Regions from separate parts of the Homo sapiens genome. Here region 2 is linked to region 1. A link is an interaction called in ENCODE POLR2A ChIA-PET data of the cell type or tissue named here. Cell type or tissue: GM12878. All regions are shown on one strand. Each heading gives the region's core, and the rest is flanking DNA. Links, peaks and the distances in the headings are about the cores only.

The links. Peaks named below come from ENCODE experiments on the same cell type or tissue, not always from the same donor. Only the 100,000 strongest peaks of a DNase experiment are listed, where the experiment ranks them.
Region 2: POLR2A ChIA-PET joins it to region 1 with 5 read pairs; 6 of 35 experiments call an interaction of 5 or more read pairs at or near these places.

What each region holds. Positions count from the first base shown.
Region 1 is chr22:38,472,940-38,477,331 of GRCh38, reverse strand. KDELR3 (KDEL endoplasmic reticulum protein retention receptor 3) reads right to left here. Exons shown (of 5, transcript NM_006855.4): 2 at 2,709-2,809. Among named protein-coding and RNA genes, the nearest start is that of KDELR3, 7.0 kb to the right of the region's middle. In GM12878, for the core only: no CTCF peak of the experiment used is centred there; no DNase peak of the experiment used is centred there.
Region 2 is chr22:38,547,598-38,551,989 of GRCh38, reverse strand. DMC1 (DNA meiotic recombinase 1) reads left to right here. Exons shown (of 14, transcript NM_007068.4): 8 at 1,993-2,065. Among named protein-coding and RNA genes, the nearest start is that of DMC1, 20 kb to the left of the region's middle. In GM12878, for the core only: no CTCF peak of the experiment used is centred there; a DNase peak (open chromatin) is centred at 2,156.

The DNA of each region.
Region 1 (4,392 bases), core at 292-4,291:
TCAGGAGGCTGAGGCAGGAGAATTCGCTTGAACCTGGGAGGCGGAGGTTGCAATGAGCCGAGATCACACCACTGCACTCCAGCCTGGGCAACAGAGGGAGACTGTCTCAAAATAAAAAAGACTGGGCATGGTGGCTAATGCCTGTAATCCCAACACTTTGGGAGGCCGAGGTGGGCAGATCACGAGGTCAGGAGACCATCCTGGCTAACATGGTGAAACCCCGTCTTTATTAAAAATACAAAAAAAAAAAAAAAAAAGTTAGCCAGGCATGGTGGCACACATCTGTAATCCCAGCTACTCGGGAGGCTGAGGCAGAATCTCTTGAACTTGGGAGGTGGAGGTTGCAATGAGCCGAGATCGCGCCACTGCACTCCACCCTGGGCGACAGAGCTAGATTCTGTCTAAACAATAAATAAATAAATAACTTGAACCCGGGAGCAGAGACTGCAGTGAGCCAAGATCGTGCCACTGCACTCCACTCTGTCTCAAAAAAAAAAAAAAAAGGGGGGGCCAGGTGTGGTGGCTCACGCCTGTAATTCCAACACTTTGGGGGGCCAAGGTGGGCAGATCACGAGGTCAGGAGTTTGAGACCAGCCTGGCCAACATAGTGAAACCCCGTCTCTATCAAAAAATACAAAAAGTAGCCGGGCGTGGTGGTGGGTGCCTGTAATCCCAGCTACTCTGGAGGCTGAGGTAGGAGAATTGCTTGAATCCAGGAGGCAGAGGTTGCAGTGAGCCGAGATTGCACCACTGCACCCCAGCCTGAGCCACAGTGCAAGACTCCATTTCAACAACAACAAAAAAGAAGACTCCTGGCCGGGCGCAATGGCTCACACCTGTAATCCCAGCACTTCGGGAGGCCGAGGCGGGCAGATAACAAGGTCAGGAGATCGAGACCATCCTGGCTAATAAGGTGAAACCCTGTCTCTACTAAAAATACAAAACTTAGCTGGGCGCAGTGGCAGGCGCCTGTAGTCCCAGCTACTCGGGAGGCTGAGGCAGGAGAATGGCGTGAACCCGGGAGGCGGAGCTTGCAGTGAGCCGAGATTGCCCCACTGCACTCCAGCCTGGGCGACAGAGCGAGACTCCGTCTCAAAAAAAAAAAAGACTCCTAGCTGATCATGGTAATTCCAGAACTTCGGGAGACTGACACAGGCAGATCACTTGAGCCCAGGGGTTTGAGACCAGCCTGGGCAACATGGTGAAATCTTGTCTCTATTAAAAATACAAAAAAATTAGCCAGGCATGGTGGTGCGTGCCTGTAGTCCCAGCTACTCAGGAGTCTGAGGTGGGAGGACCCCTTCAGCCCGGGAAGTTGAGGCAGTGAGCCATGATCGCACCACTGCACAAGAAATAAGATTCCTATTAGATAATGTGTCCAACTAAAATCTACATCTTGGCTGGGCATGGTGGCTCACACCCATAATCCCAGCACTTTGGGAGGTCGAGGTGGGTGGACCACTTGAGGTCAGGAGCGTGAGACCAGCCTGGCCAACATGGAGAAACCCTGTCTCTCCTAAAAATACAAAAATTAGCTGGACATGGTGGCACATGCCTGTAGTCCCAGCTACTTGGGAGGCTGAGGCACAAGGCAAGCTCCCGGCTTGAAACCAGGAGGTGGAGGCTGCAGTGAGCTGAGATTGCGCTGCTGCACTCCAGCCTGGGCAACAGAAAACAGTGAGACTCCGTCTTAAAAAAACAGAAAGAAGGTGTGTCCTTTGATCTTTACATGGCTGGTTCCTTGTTGTCACTAAGCTGTCAGCTTACATGTCATCTCTTTGAAGATGCCCTGACCACACTCCCTGAAGTAGCTCTCTAATCCTTCTCTATCACCTAAATAATTTTTTTTTTCTTGAGACGGGATCTCACTCTGTTGCCCAGACTGGAGTACAGTGGCATGATCATGGCTCACTGCAGCCTTGATCTACCAAGATCAGGTGATTGTCCCACCTCAGCCTCCTGAGTAGCTGGGACCACAGATGAGCACCACTACGCCCAGCTAAATTTCTTAAATTTTATGTAGAGGCGGAGTCTCACTGCATTGCCCAGGCTGGTCTCAGACTCCTGAGCTCAAGCGGTCCTCTCGCCTTGGCCTCCCAAAGTGCTGGGATTACAGGTGTGACCCTTTATTGAATGTTTAATATATGGCAGGGTTTTTTACATTTACATTTATTATCTCATTTAATGTTCCCAACCAAACCCTCTGAGCTAAGTAATGGTACTGTCTTTTTTTTTTTTTTTTTTTTTTTTTTGAGACAGAGTCTCACTCTGTCACCCAGGGTGGAGTGCAGTGGCGCGATCTCGGCTCACTGCAACCTCCGCCTCCCAAGTTCAAGCAACTCTCCTGCCTCAGCCTCCTGAGTAGCTGGGACTGCAGGCATGAGCCACCACGCCCGGCTAATTTTTTGTATTTTTAGTAGAGACAGGGTTTCACCTTGTTAGCCAGGATGGTCTCCATCCGCCCGACTCGGCCTCCCAAATTGCTGGGATTACAGGCATGAGCCACAGTGCCCAGCCCTGTCCTCATTTTTGCACGAGGACACTGACATACAAAGAGGCCCAAGATGAGGTCTTGCAGCCACTAAGCAGCAAAGTCAGGATTCAAACCCAGGTCGGCCTGGCTCCACAGAATGAGTTTCCAAGCAGGCTACCTCACAGTTTGTGGGGGCTTGGTGGCTTCCCCCAACCATCATCACCCAGCCCCTCACCTTCATTACTGTGTTGTAGATGGAGATGAAGTTGGTGAACAGGTCCAGGTACCTGGTGGTGAAGACGAGAGCAAACAGGATCTGGCTCTTCCCAGAGATGCCTGTGGCCAAGGGTAGACAGGAGACAATGAGGACACAGACTCCCAAGCCTGCCCACCCTCAAGAGGTGCACAGCCTGGAGCTGGGGAGGCCTCTAGAGTGTCCACTCCCACTCAAAGACCTCCTGTCCAGGGCACTGTCGCTCCCTAAGGGCCAGGAAACTCACCCTTCCCATCGGATCACTTGAGTCGTCGTTCCTCTCATTAAACTGTAATCTGTCTCCCAGTCTCCAAATAAAGACACGAACACCGAGTTCCCAGTCCCCCTGCGTGTGCCTGCCTGGGCTCTTGCTCTGGGGAGGATGTCGGGGGTGGTGTGAGTCGGGCTTGGTGGGGGTTGTTGAGGCTTCTCTTCACTCCACCCCCAGAGTTCCACTGACAGTCCCCAAAGCTCAGTCTTAGGAGGAACAACTCACTGACTTTACAAGGTGTTGATTCACCAGGGAGACCAGAGCAGGCAGAGGAAGGTTCAGGGCCAGGGGAGCATTCTATTTTATTTTTCAAACTGTAAGATTTAAAAAGCCTTTTTTCTTTTTTCTTTTTTCTTTTTTTGAGATGGAGTCTCACTCTGTTGCCCAGGCTGGAGTGCAGTGGCGTGATCTCGGCTCACCACAACCTCTGCCTCCTGGGTTCAAGTGATTCTCCTGCCTCAGCCTCCGAAGTAGCTGGGATTACAGGTGCCTGCCACCACGCCTGGCTAATTTTTGAATTTTTAGTAGAGACGGAGTTTCGCCAGGTTGGTCATGGCTGGTCTCAAACTTCTGACTTCAAGTGATCTGCCCGCCTTGGCCTCCCAAAGTGCTGGGATTACAGGCATGACCCACCACGCCCAGCCAAAAAGCCTTTTTTCTAGTTACAAAAGTTATGCCTATATTTACTCTTTGCAAAACAAAAATCAAACAATATACAAAGATGCAAAGATAAAAATATTCCAAACCCCTAGTGTTCATCCTTCCATATCTTTGTGAACATGTACACACATGACACCTATGTGTACACATATGATGCACATGGATGCACTGAGTTGACAAAAAAGGGTTCATACTCTCCATGATGTTTCTTTCTTTTTTATTTTTTTCTTTTTAGAGAAAGGGTCTTACTCTGTCTCCCAGGCTGGGGTGCAGTGGTGCAATCATAGCTCACTGCAGCCTCTATCTCCTGGACTCAAACAATTCTCCTATCTCAGCCTCCCGAGTAGCTGGTAACTACAGACACAAACCATCAGACTGGCAAATTTTATTATTAATTATTATTATTATTATTTTTGTAGAGACAGAGTTTCACTATGTCGCCCAGCCTGGTCTCAAACTCCTGGGCCCAAGTGATCCTCCTACCTCATTCTCTCAGTGTTGGGATTATAGGCGTGAGCCACCGCGCCCAGTCTAAATGCTGTTTCTTGACCCACTTTGGTCTCTTTCTTTTTTTAACTTTTTATTTTGAAAGAATGTTAGATTTACAACAGAGTTGTAAAGACAGTACAGAGAATCCCACATATCCAGCTATATCTAGTGTTAACATCGTATTTGGGCCGGGGGCGGTGGCTCATGCCTGTAATCCAACACTTTGGGAGGCCGAGGCGGGCAGAT
Region 2 (4,392 bases), core at 184-4,183, 75 kb before region 1:
GCTGGGGAGGCTGAGGCAGGAGAATGGCGTGAACCCGGGAGGCGGAGCTTGCAGTGAGCCGATATCGCGCCACTGCACTCCAGCCTGGGCAACAGAGCAAGACTCGTCTCAAAAAAAAAAAAAAAAAAAAAAAGAAAGGAGTTCTGGAATCAAAATGCCGGACTTCAATCCTGGTTCTATCGTTAGTAGCTGTGTGACCTTGGGCAAGTTGCTCTACTTCTCTAATTTCCCCCACCAATAAAATTGAAATAATGACAGTGCCAAATGTTAGGATTGTTTTGAAAAGTAAATGAAATAATGTATGTACCTGGTATAAAGTAGCTCCTTAGTGTTAACTACTACTACATAAAAAGTAATTGCAGTCTAGCGTGGTGGCTCACACCTGTAATCCCAGCACTTTGGGAGGCCAAGGCAGGAGGATCTCCTGAAGTCAGGAGTTTGAGACCAGCCTGGTAAACATGGTGAAACCCTGTCTCTACTAAAAAATACAAAAGTTAGCTGGGCCTGGTTGAACATGCCTGTAATCCCAGCTACTGGGGAGGCTGAGGTCAGAGAATCACTTGAACCCGGGAGGCAGAGGTTGCCGTGGGCCGAGATCGTGCCACTGTACTCCAGCCTGGGCGACAAAGTGAGACCTGTCTCGAAAAAAAAAGTAAATGCATTTTTAAAATTTGACATACATTAATTTAAAGGTAACATATTAGTTATATAGCATAAATTATATTTGTGACTTTTTTTTTTTGAGACGGAGTCTCGCTGTGTCACCCAGGTTAGAGTGCAGTGGCGCGATCTCAGCTCACTGCAACCTCCGCCTCCCAGGTTCAAGCGATTCTCCTGCCTCAGTCTCCTGAGTAGCTGGGATTACAGGCACTCACGACCATGCCCGGCTAATTTTTGTTTTTTGTATTTTCAGTAGAGATGGGGTTTCACCATGTTGATGAGGCTGGTCTCAAACTCCTGACCTCATGATCCGCCCACTCGGCCTATTTGTGACTATTTCTTTCTTTTTTTTCTTTTTTCTTTCTTTCTTTCTTTCTTTCTTTTTTTTTTTTTTTTTTTGAGATGGAGTCTTGATCTATCACCCAGGCTGGACTGCAGTGGCACGATCTCAGCTCACTGCAACCTCCGCCTCCCAGGTTCAAGCAATTCTCCTGCCTCAGCCTCCAGAGTAGCTGGGATTACAGGCATGCACCACCACACCCAGCTAATTTTTGTATTTTTAGTAGAGACAGGGTTTTACCATGTTGGTCATGCTGGTCTTGAACCCTTGACCTCAAATGATCCACCCACCTTGGCCTCCCAAAGTGCTGGGATTACAGGCATGAGCCACCATGCCCGGCCATATTTGTGACTATTTCTTGTAGAAAGAAAGTTAGTAGGTTGGGCGCGGTGGCTCAAGCCTGTAATCCCAGCACTTTGGGAGGCCGAGGTGGGCAGATCACGAGGTCAGGAGATCAAGACCATCCTGGCCAACATGGTGAAACCCCATCTCTACTAAAAGTATAAAAATTAGCTGGGTGTGGCAGTGCCTGCCTGTAGTCCCAGCTACTTGGGAGGCTGAGGCAGAAGAATTGCTTGAACCCGGGAGGCGGAGATTGCAGTGAGCTGAGATTGCGCCACTGCACTCCAACCTGACGACAGAGCTAGACTCGTCTCAAAAAAAAAAAAAAAAGAAAAGAAAAGAAAAAGAAAGAAAATTAGTAATATTTAAATTTTATTTCCATTCTTTGGGAGAACTAACTTTCACGAATATCTTCCATTGTGAAAGATAGTGAAATTATTTGTTGAATAACAACTATGCTGGCAGAATACTTATAATTTCACACTGGTTAAGTAATATGAAAATATAACATGTTGTTTAGAAACGAAAGGATCATGACTCTTTGCAAAATGTACTAAAGAGTTGCAACAGCAGATTCCATGTGTATTTATATAGTCATGTGTACAAAGTTTATTCACTCCTATTAATATAAATTTTTAATTGCTTCCTAGTGACAGCTCAACTTCCAGGAGCTGGTGGCTACCCAGGAGGAAAGATTATCTTCATTGATACAGAAAATACTTTGTAACCTTTTTATTTAAAGTTGCTAACATAATAGTGTGATATAGGAATGTTACCACTGAAGAGTTTGTCTGAGATATACAATCTTTGTAGTCATTCCATAAACCAGTAGTAATGAGACAAACCAAAGGGAAAACAATTACTGTTTAAGTTCTCCAATCACTTTGTATTTAATGAGGTTTCACTTCTTCATATGGGTTTATGAGACAAAACAAATACATGAGAGGAAATTATATCATCATTTTTAATCCTCTTACTTCTCTAAAGATGTTGCTTAATAGTTAGAAAAAAGATTTTTTTTTTTTTGAGACGGAATCTCCCTGTTGCCCAGGCTGGAGTCCAGTGGGGCAATCTCGGCTCACTGCAACCTCCATCTCTTGGGTTCAATCAATTCTCCTGCCTCAGCCTACCGAGTAGCTGGGATTACAGGTGTGTGCCACCACACCTGGCTAATTTTTTTGTATTTTTAGTAGAGACAGGGTTTTGACATGTTGACCAGGCTGTTCTGGAACTCCTGACCTCAGGTGATCCACCTGCCTCAGCCTCCCACAGTGCTAGGATTACAGGGGTGAGCGACTGCGCCTGGCTGAAAGATTATTGACTCACTGAAAGTCATGGTCCCAAATGAAGGGAACGGTATGAAGAGGGTGAAAGTTAATAAGGAAAACAGGCAGAACCTGTTTGGGTAACACAACGAATTGCAGTTTAATTAAAGTGTAAGGTATTCCAGGATATGGGCTAGAAAGATGATTGGGATCTTAGACATGAAAGGCTTTGAAACAAGATAGTGGGTGTAAACTGGATACTTTAGCAATATTCTAGGCAAGTAATGAGAACTTGATCTAGGTTGGAACTGGTAAGAATAAAAAGAAAAGGAAAAGAAGTATTAGGAAAATTGATAGGACTTGATGGCTATATTTGGTAGACAAAGGAAAGACAGGTTTGAGAAACCGCTCAGGTTTTTTGTCTAGATACTAGGAGAATAGTTATGTGATGCTAACAATAGAACTGGAAAGATCATGCTTCAGAGAAAAAGAGAAAAGGTGATGTTTCATTTTAATGTACTAATTTTACTTTTTTTTTTTTGAGACAGTGTCTTTCTCCATCACCCAGGCTGGAATGCAGTGGTGCAGTCTCAACTCACTGCAACCTCAGCTTCCCAAGTAGCTAAGTTTACAAATGTACACCACCACACCTGGCTAATTTTTGTATTTTTAATACAGATGGGGTTTCGCCATGTTGGCCAGGCTGGTTTTGAACTCCTGACCTCAAGTGATCCACCCACCTCAGCCTCCCAAAGTGTTGGAATTATAGGCGTGAGCCATCACGCCTGGCCTAATTTTTTTCTTCTTTTGAGACAGGTTCTTGCTCTGTTGCCCAGGCTGGAGTGCAGTGGCCCAATTACACTCACTGCAGACTCGAACTCCCAGGGTCAAGTGATCCTCCCACTTCAGCCTTCTGAGTAGCTGGAACTACAGGCACATACCACCACGCCTGGCTAATTTTTTTTATCTTTTGTAGAGACCAGGTTTCACCACGTTGCCCAGGCTGATCTCCAACTCCTGGGCTCAAGCGATCTGCCTGCCTTGGCCTCCCAAAGGACTGGGATTACAGGCATGAGCCATTGCACCCAGCCATCATTTTAATGTATTGAATATGATGTACATGAGGATATCCAGATGGCACTGGGAAATATTGAATTCAGCTTGAGAAAGGGGTAGGCCCAGAAATATGGACGAATTAACCAAGGGGGAAAGAGAACTTATAGAGAGAGAAGAGAGGAGAATTGAGAACATAACTTTGAGGTATGTTTATATTTAGGAAGAGGACTAAAATGAGAAACCCAGAGACAGAGGAAGTAGAAGGAAATCTGGTTGTAAAAGTCAAGCAAAAGGAAAGTTTCAAGACGATGAGTTGTCAGCAATGTTACACACACACGGATTTTGAGGATACAGCCTGAGAAAGATCATTATAAGTTCAAAATTAGGAGTTCAAGCGAACATTTGCCATAGGGTGAGGTGATAGAAGCTTTATGTAAACAAACAACAAGGGAGGGAGGCAGTATGAAATTGACCAATGAAAGGAAGAAGGCTAGGCACCGTGGCTCACGCCTGTAATCCCAGCACTTTGGGAGGCTGAGGCGGGTGGATTACCTGAGGTCAGGAGTTCGAGACCAGCCTGACCAACATGGAGAAACCCTGTCTCTACTAAAAATACAAAATTAGCCGGGCGTGGCGGCACATGCCTGTATTTCCAGCTACTCAGGAGGCTTAGGCAGGAGAATCGCTTGAACTGGGAGGCGGAGGTTGCGGTGAGCCGAGATCGTGCCA